Regions from separate parts of the Homo sapiens genome. Here region 2 is linked to region 1. The links are chromatin contacts, found by Hi-C or POLR2A ChIA-PET in ENCODE. All regions are on one chromosome and are shown on one strand. Each heading gives the region's core, a stretch centred on a gene start or an enhancer-like site at or near the end of the contact. The rest is flanking DNA. Distances are from core to core; before and after follow the strand shown.

Region 1 (2,751 bases), core at 242-2,741:
AAAACCCGGAGCCCTCTCCAACCAAAATCTCAAAGATCAGGCCTGAAGCACCTCCTACTGAGTACGCATCAGGCCTCTCTAGCCTTGGTGGGATCTCAGTCCCTCTCCACTGACAACTATCTGACGAAACTCAAGTCACTCACAATCATTTCCTTCCAGAGCCACAAGGACCCTGAGATCTTGTTATTATTCTAGCTACGGGTGGTAGGATAAATTTTTAGCCAGAGTTCACATCTGATCAGCAGCCACTGCCTTCAGTTATTCAGATTGCAAAGATAACTAAGATTTTCCTTCTCATTCTCTCCTCTCTCCCCTCCCCAAAAAGACTAACACCTTTAACTCCTCTAAAGACTAAATCCTCTAACATCACCCACAACTCACACTCTTGTCTTCACAACCAACGAGGCTCCGACTCTGCCTCTTGCCTCAACCATGTTTACTAACGTAGAGCCTCTGGTTCCTATCTTCCTGTATTCCAAAAGCATCCAGCTCAAAATGCATATCTATCTGCTGAAGTCCGACATCACCATCAGCTCCACCCAGAGGTAGATTTAGGATTCACAAACTTTTAAGTTATCTATGCCTTTTCAGCAGAAATAGCCATGCTAACCAACCCTTTGGATTCGTCCCTCATTTTGGACAGGATCTCACAGTAAAACCACAGGAACCAGAGAGCGATATGACATCTCTGCTGACGTGAACACAACAGGAGGCTCTCCTCCCCTCCTCTACCTCCCCAGGCAGTGACCTTGCAAGCTCATCAGCACAGACTGGTCCAGCGTATGGGAGAACTGGAGCAAGGAGGCTGGCAGCTGGCAGGGTTGGGGTAGAGGGGAGGGCAGGGAAAGGTGGAAGAAGGTAGATACACGAGGATGGGGAGGAGAGCGATTGCAGAAAGATGAAATGGTGTTCTCTCTCCAGCAAGTCAATTTTGAAATATCAAGTTAAAAAAAAAATTTCTTGAGAACCAAACGTGTTTCTCCAAATTCTAGCCAAAAATAAGGCGCAAGCACGCACACGCACAAGCACACCCGCCAAGCGCTGTGCGGGTTCGGCCCCAGGGCTGGCCAGCTCTGCCCGCCCCCTCACCTGCTGGACAGTTCTCCCCCGCCCCCGCCCCCGCCCCGAACCTGAACCCGAGCCGCCCGCTCGGCAGGAACCAAGCCCAGTAGCCTGAGCCCCCTCCTCTGCCCGGGGCGCCCCCATCCCCGTCCCCGCCCCTCCTCGGCAGACCCCCGTCCCCACGCCCCTTCACACTCCCCCAGGGCCTCCTGAGAGACCCCTTCCTCCAAGAGCCACGGTGTCCTCTCAGAGCCCGTCTCCCGCTCGGAGTCCCCAGACGCTCGCCCAGGACCCCACCGGCCCAGACTCTCCTACCTCCCAAGCTCTGGGGGACTGGCCAGGCCCAGCCCGACGTCCCCCGGCAGCGGGGCGTCAGTCGCTCCCCAGCGCGGCGCCGCTCCGAGCGGGCGCCAGTTCCGCGTCTGCACTGGGGGGCACGCACCACTCGCGCGGGGTGCGGAGGGGGAGGCCGGGGCCGGGGCCGTACCATTCAGCCCGGGGGGCCGGGGCTGCACCGAGCCGAGCGCCGCGGGGCGGGGCCGACCTCGGGAGACAGCGGCTGCGCACAGACCTAGCCTAGCGCCCGTGGGCGCGGGAGGGCGCGCCAGGCCGACCCAGCGCCGTCGCGTGCCAAGTGGGGGACCCACAGCAGTACCTTCTGTTTGGGTTGCTCAGAGAGACTCTCACCCGACGGGGTCATAGCGCCCGTTTCGACGACATGGGGATTCCTCTGAAAGTCACTTCCCAAGATAATCGGCCCCTGAGACTTCCTGACGGGCTCCCCATCCCCCAGTCCCCACCCCCCACTCACGCGCTTTGGCGGTGCTCGGCGTCCGAGCAGGGAAGCCGGCTGCCGAGCGGTGGAGCCTACCAATCCTGGGCAGCGGGGGCAGAGGGGGGCGCGCGGCCGCGGTTACCTCCACCGGGCGCGCGCGGGGAGTGGGGGGGCGTGGCCGCGCCGCGGCGCCCGCTGGGAGATGGAGTCCAGTCAGTCCGCGAGGACAGCCCCGCCTCAGGACATCCTCCCCGCGGCCACACGGCTCTTCTCTTCCTGTCCCAAAGGGCCTGGGGACCGACACTGGGTTCTAGGTCTTTCAGGTTGTGCCTTTTTCAGATGCCAAAGGAAAAACCAAGGCATGCTACACATGCACGTGAGGTGCACCGCCGACGCCTTAGCGCTGAAATCCAACACTTCCTCCTCCACCGCAGAAAGGCAACCGGATCCTACCCGGATCCCAGCAGGGGAAGGGGGCGCCTAAGCCTCAGCATTCCATTTACCCATATGGCGCAGTGGGGGTTAGTAAGAAGAGGCCCCCTCTCACGGCCAAGGCTGTCATTTGTGACTCTCCCTCCTCTGGGCCTGGAGGCGGATCCTAAAGATCGCAGGCTTCCTCCTCTATTACCGTGTCCCCACCCCCAATCCAGAAATTGGTTTCTCTCATTTTGTATTCATTTTGATCTTCCTGTTCAAACAGTACCAGACCTATCAGTGAGGCGGCGCTGAGGCATTTATGGCCATACCACAGAGTGACAGTGGAGAATTTTTCTTGGGGCCCTGTGGGAAAAACAGGAAGTGGTGGAGGCAGGATGGGCAGGGCTCTGGAGAACCCTGTGCAAAGTGGCCCCCAGGCCCATCCGTTTGTGGGGTCAGCATGATCTTCAGACACAGCACAGTGTTAGCGAGGGCTC
Region 2 (3,004 bases), core at 283-2,782, 330 kb after region 1:
CAAATGTACCACACTAATGCAAGATGTAAATAATAGCGGAAACTGTGAGTGAGGGAGACCCAAGGTATATGGGAACTCGCCGTACTATCTGCTCAATTTTCTGTAAACTTAAAACTTCTCGCCATGTGCAGTGGCTCACGCCTGTAATCCCAACACTTTGGGAGGCCGAGGTGGGCGGATCACCTGAGGTCAGGAGTTTGAGACCAGCCTGACCAACATGGTGAAACCCCGTCTCTACTAAAAATATAAAATTAACCTGGCGTGGTGGCGCATGCCTGTAATCTCAACTACTCGGGAGGCTGAGGCAGGAGAATCGCTTGAATCCGGGAGGCAGAGGTTGCAGTGTACTCCAGCCTGGGCAACAGGAGAGAAACTCTGTCTCAAAAAACAAAACAAAACAAAACAAAACGTCTTTAAAAAAATAAAAGTCTATGAATTATTTAAAATGTGTATTGTGGCCGGGCGCGGTGGCTCACGCCTGTAATCCAAGCACTTTTGGAGGCTGAGGCGGGCAGATCACGAGGTCAGGAGATCGAGACCATCCTGGTTAACACGGTGAAACCCCGTCTCTATTAAGTATACAAAAAAGTAGCCGGGCGAGGTGGCGGGCGCCTGTAGTCCCAGCTACCCGGGAGGCGGAGCTTGCAGTGAGCCAAGATCGCGCCACTGCACTCCAGCCCGGGCGACAGAGCTAGACTCCGTCTCAAAAATAAAATAAAATAAAATGTGTATTGTGTGCATATGTGTGTGTGTGTACATATCTATGCGTGTGTGTGCCTTTTTTCATTCATTAAATGCCTTATACACTAAAGATGCTCAACAAAGTACTACATATACAGTCTTAGCTCAAGAGCCAAGTCAATATCTCAAGTTCTGTTGGAGTGGGCAAATCCGGTTCTGATCCTAGCGCTACCATTTTCTAGCTGTGTGGCCTAACTTAACGCAAGTTACCTCTTCAGCCCCAGTTTCTCCACCTGCAAAACTGGAAGAAAACACGGTAATTCCTCCTAGGGCTGTTGAGAAATTCAAATGAAGAATGATGCATGAAAAATGCTTAGCACAGTGCCTAATGAAAAAGAAAAGCTCGAAATGTTCGCTGACTGATTTGGCACTTGAGGTTCCAAGGTTATTCTTACTCCACTACCAGCATATCAATAATACCCCAACAGGGCCCCAAATCCTCAACGCCAACCTGACCCATTTGAACACAATCCACATTGCCTGAGTTCCAGCCCCTACACTTCAAACATTCTTTACTTCCCAGGTGCTTTTTTCCTTCCTGCTCGGCCTTACAGGCTCAGGCCCTGGAACCCCCGCCTCTCCGCCCCTCCCCATACCACCCGGACCCGATCCCACTCAGACCCCGCCCCCGCCTCCTCCCAGACCCTGGCCTAATTCGTCTGCACGTCTTTCCCTCCCCAAAGTTAAAGGGGGTTCCTACCCAGATACTCGTAGTCCGGTAGGGCTAGGCGCTCCGGACTCAGCATCCTTTGACCGGGGTGGCTTCAAAGCTCCAGCTCTCCGGCTTCCGGAACCCAGGTTGCCGTCTCTCTCCGTTGCCATGGCACCCACGCGGCGGAAGGGGGACGGGAGCTGGAGGAGGTGTCACACAAACAGTCTCCGTGTCGCAAAGTGGAGCTGGCCACTCAAGTTCCGGGGGCAGTCGCTTCACGATGGTCCAGGTTTCTTTGGACTCCCATTCTTGAAGACTTGGTTTTAGAGGAATCTGAGATGAAGAATTCTTTTGAATCCGTTATGTTTCCCAGTGTCGAAGAATTACTGTCAGCCGCCCATATACGCAGTTTCTGAATTTCATAACTATCCCTGCTTTTATACACTGTTTATCCTAACTCAGTAATAGCCCCCGCCCTTTGGCCCCCATAAACACTTAGTATCCCATTAGCTATTTTTATCTCTTTGGTATTTACTATCTTAAATTGCTACAAAGTGCTTACGTATGCATATACCCTGGATGCTTCTAGAGGTCAGAGATGTGTCTTTTCTGCCTATGACGGCTGGACACACAAAAGGTACTCATTAAGTCCTCTGAACTAATTGCCATTTCTTCTCAATTCTCACTCAGTCGCCCAGGCTGGAGTGCAGTAGCGTGATCTCGGTTCATTGCAACCAGCGCCTCCCGGGTTCAAGCGATTCTCCTGCCTCAGCCTCCCAAGTAGCTGGGATTACAGGCGCCCGCCACTCCGCCTGGCTAATTTTTTGTGTTTTTAGTAGAGATGGGGTTTCACCATGTTGGCGAGGCTGGTCTGCAAACTCTTGACCTCAGGTGATCCGCCGACCTCAGGTGATCCGCCTGCCTCAGGCCTCCCAAAGTGCTGGGATTACAGGCGTGAGCCACCGCGCCCAGGCTCAATTCCTTTTTATCTTTGGTTCTTCTTTCTATTCCTAGCCCTTACTATTTGGTACCTTTCCCAGGTGTCTTTCCTTTTTCCTACCAAGACATTGCTCTTCTTGAGGGAGAGGGGCTGCAGAAACGAGGACACCAGTTAGATTTTTTTCCCTATATGCCCAATTGCTCACTTCTTCTTTAAGAGAATATTCACTGGTTTTCAAGTTCCTAAATATTTCTTTTCGCCCCTCTCCACTCCTGACAACAGGTCAGAGATCTGTAGCACTAGACACAGTTCAGACATAGCAGAAAAAGCCACTCTGTCCTCACTTTTTTAGTGCCCTCCCCCTCCAACAAGGTGAGGTTTGTGAAAAAGAGACAAAGAAAACAAAATCAAGCTATCAAAGGAATGACTGGGAAACCAGTAGACCACCTACACTGGGAGGAAAAGGAAAGAGGAGGTTCTTCTCTTTGTGTTCCGAGTGGCCTATTCTTAGCGTCCTCCAGTAAGGAGCCTCAAACCTCCTAATTCTTGCTTTCCCTTAAAATTGTATATGTGTCTCAATTCTAGGCTCCTGTGAGTCACTCTAAGTTTGGATGTGGTGAGGTTAAAAGGACAGAGCCAAAGTAGGAGCAGGGCTTAGTGTCTTGAGGCAA

What was found. A loop is a pair of places that touch in the nucleus more often than their neighbours do. ChIA-PET counts read pairs that join two places held with the same protein, here RNA polymerase II (POLR2A). Pooled maps may share reads with other maps.
Region 2: a pooled map shows a loop between it and region 1 (20-fold over the local background). The contact joins the promoter of CSTPP1 here to the promoter of MADD in region 1. A Hi-C loop is called at or near these places in 3 of 37 single-sample maps with no recorded cell type and 13 of 50 pooled maps. POLR2A ChIA-PET finds 5 or more read pairs at or near these places in 2 of 52 experiments (A549 and activated B cell).

The regions. Positions count from the first base shown.
Region 1 is chr11:47,268,873-47,271,623 of GRCh38, reverse strand. MADD (MAP kinase activating death domain) reads right to left here and starts at 1,491. Exons shown (of 37, transcript NM_001376571.1): 1 at 1,378-1,491. It overlaps NR1H3 (nuclear receptor subfamily 1 group H member 3), which reads right to left. Exons shown (of 10, transcript NM_005693.4): 10 at 2,591-2,751. It overlaps MADD-AS1 (MADD antisense RNA 1), which reads left to right. Exons shown (of 3, transcript NR_120569.1): 2 at 483-545; 3 at 644-967. RefSeq lists enhancers at 1,432-1,726, 2,200-2,309 and silencers at 1,200-1,729, 1,940-2,049.
Region 2 is chr11:46,935,289-46,938,292 of GRCh38, reverse strand. CSTPP1 (centriolar satellite-associated tubulin polyglutamylase complex regulator 1) reads right to left here and starts at 1,532. Exons shown (of 9, transcript NM_024113.5): 1 at 1,442-1,532. The coding sequence starts at 1,487. RefSeq lists an enhancer at 1,465-1,674.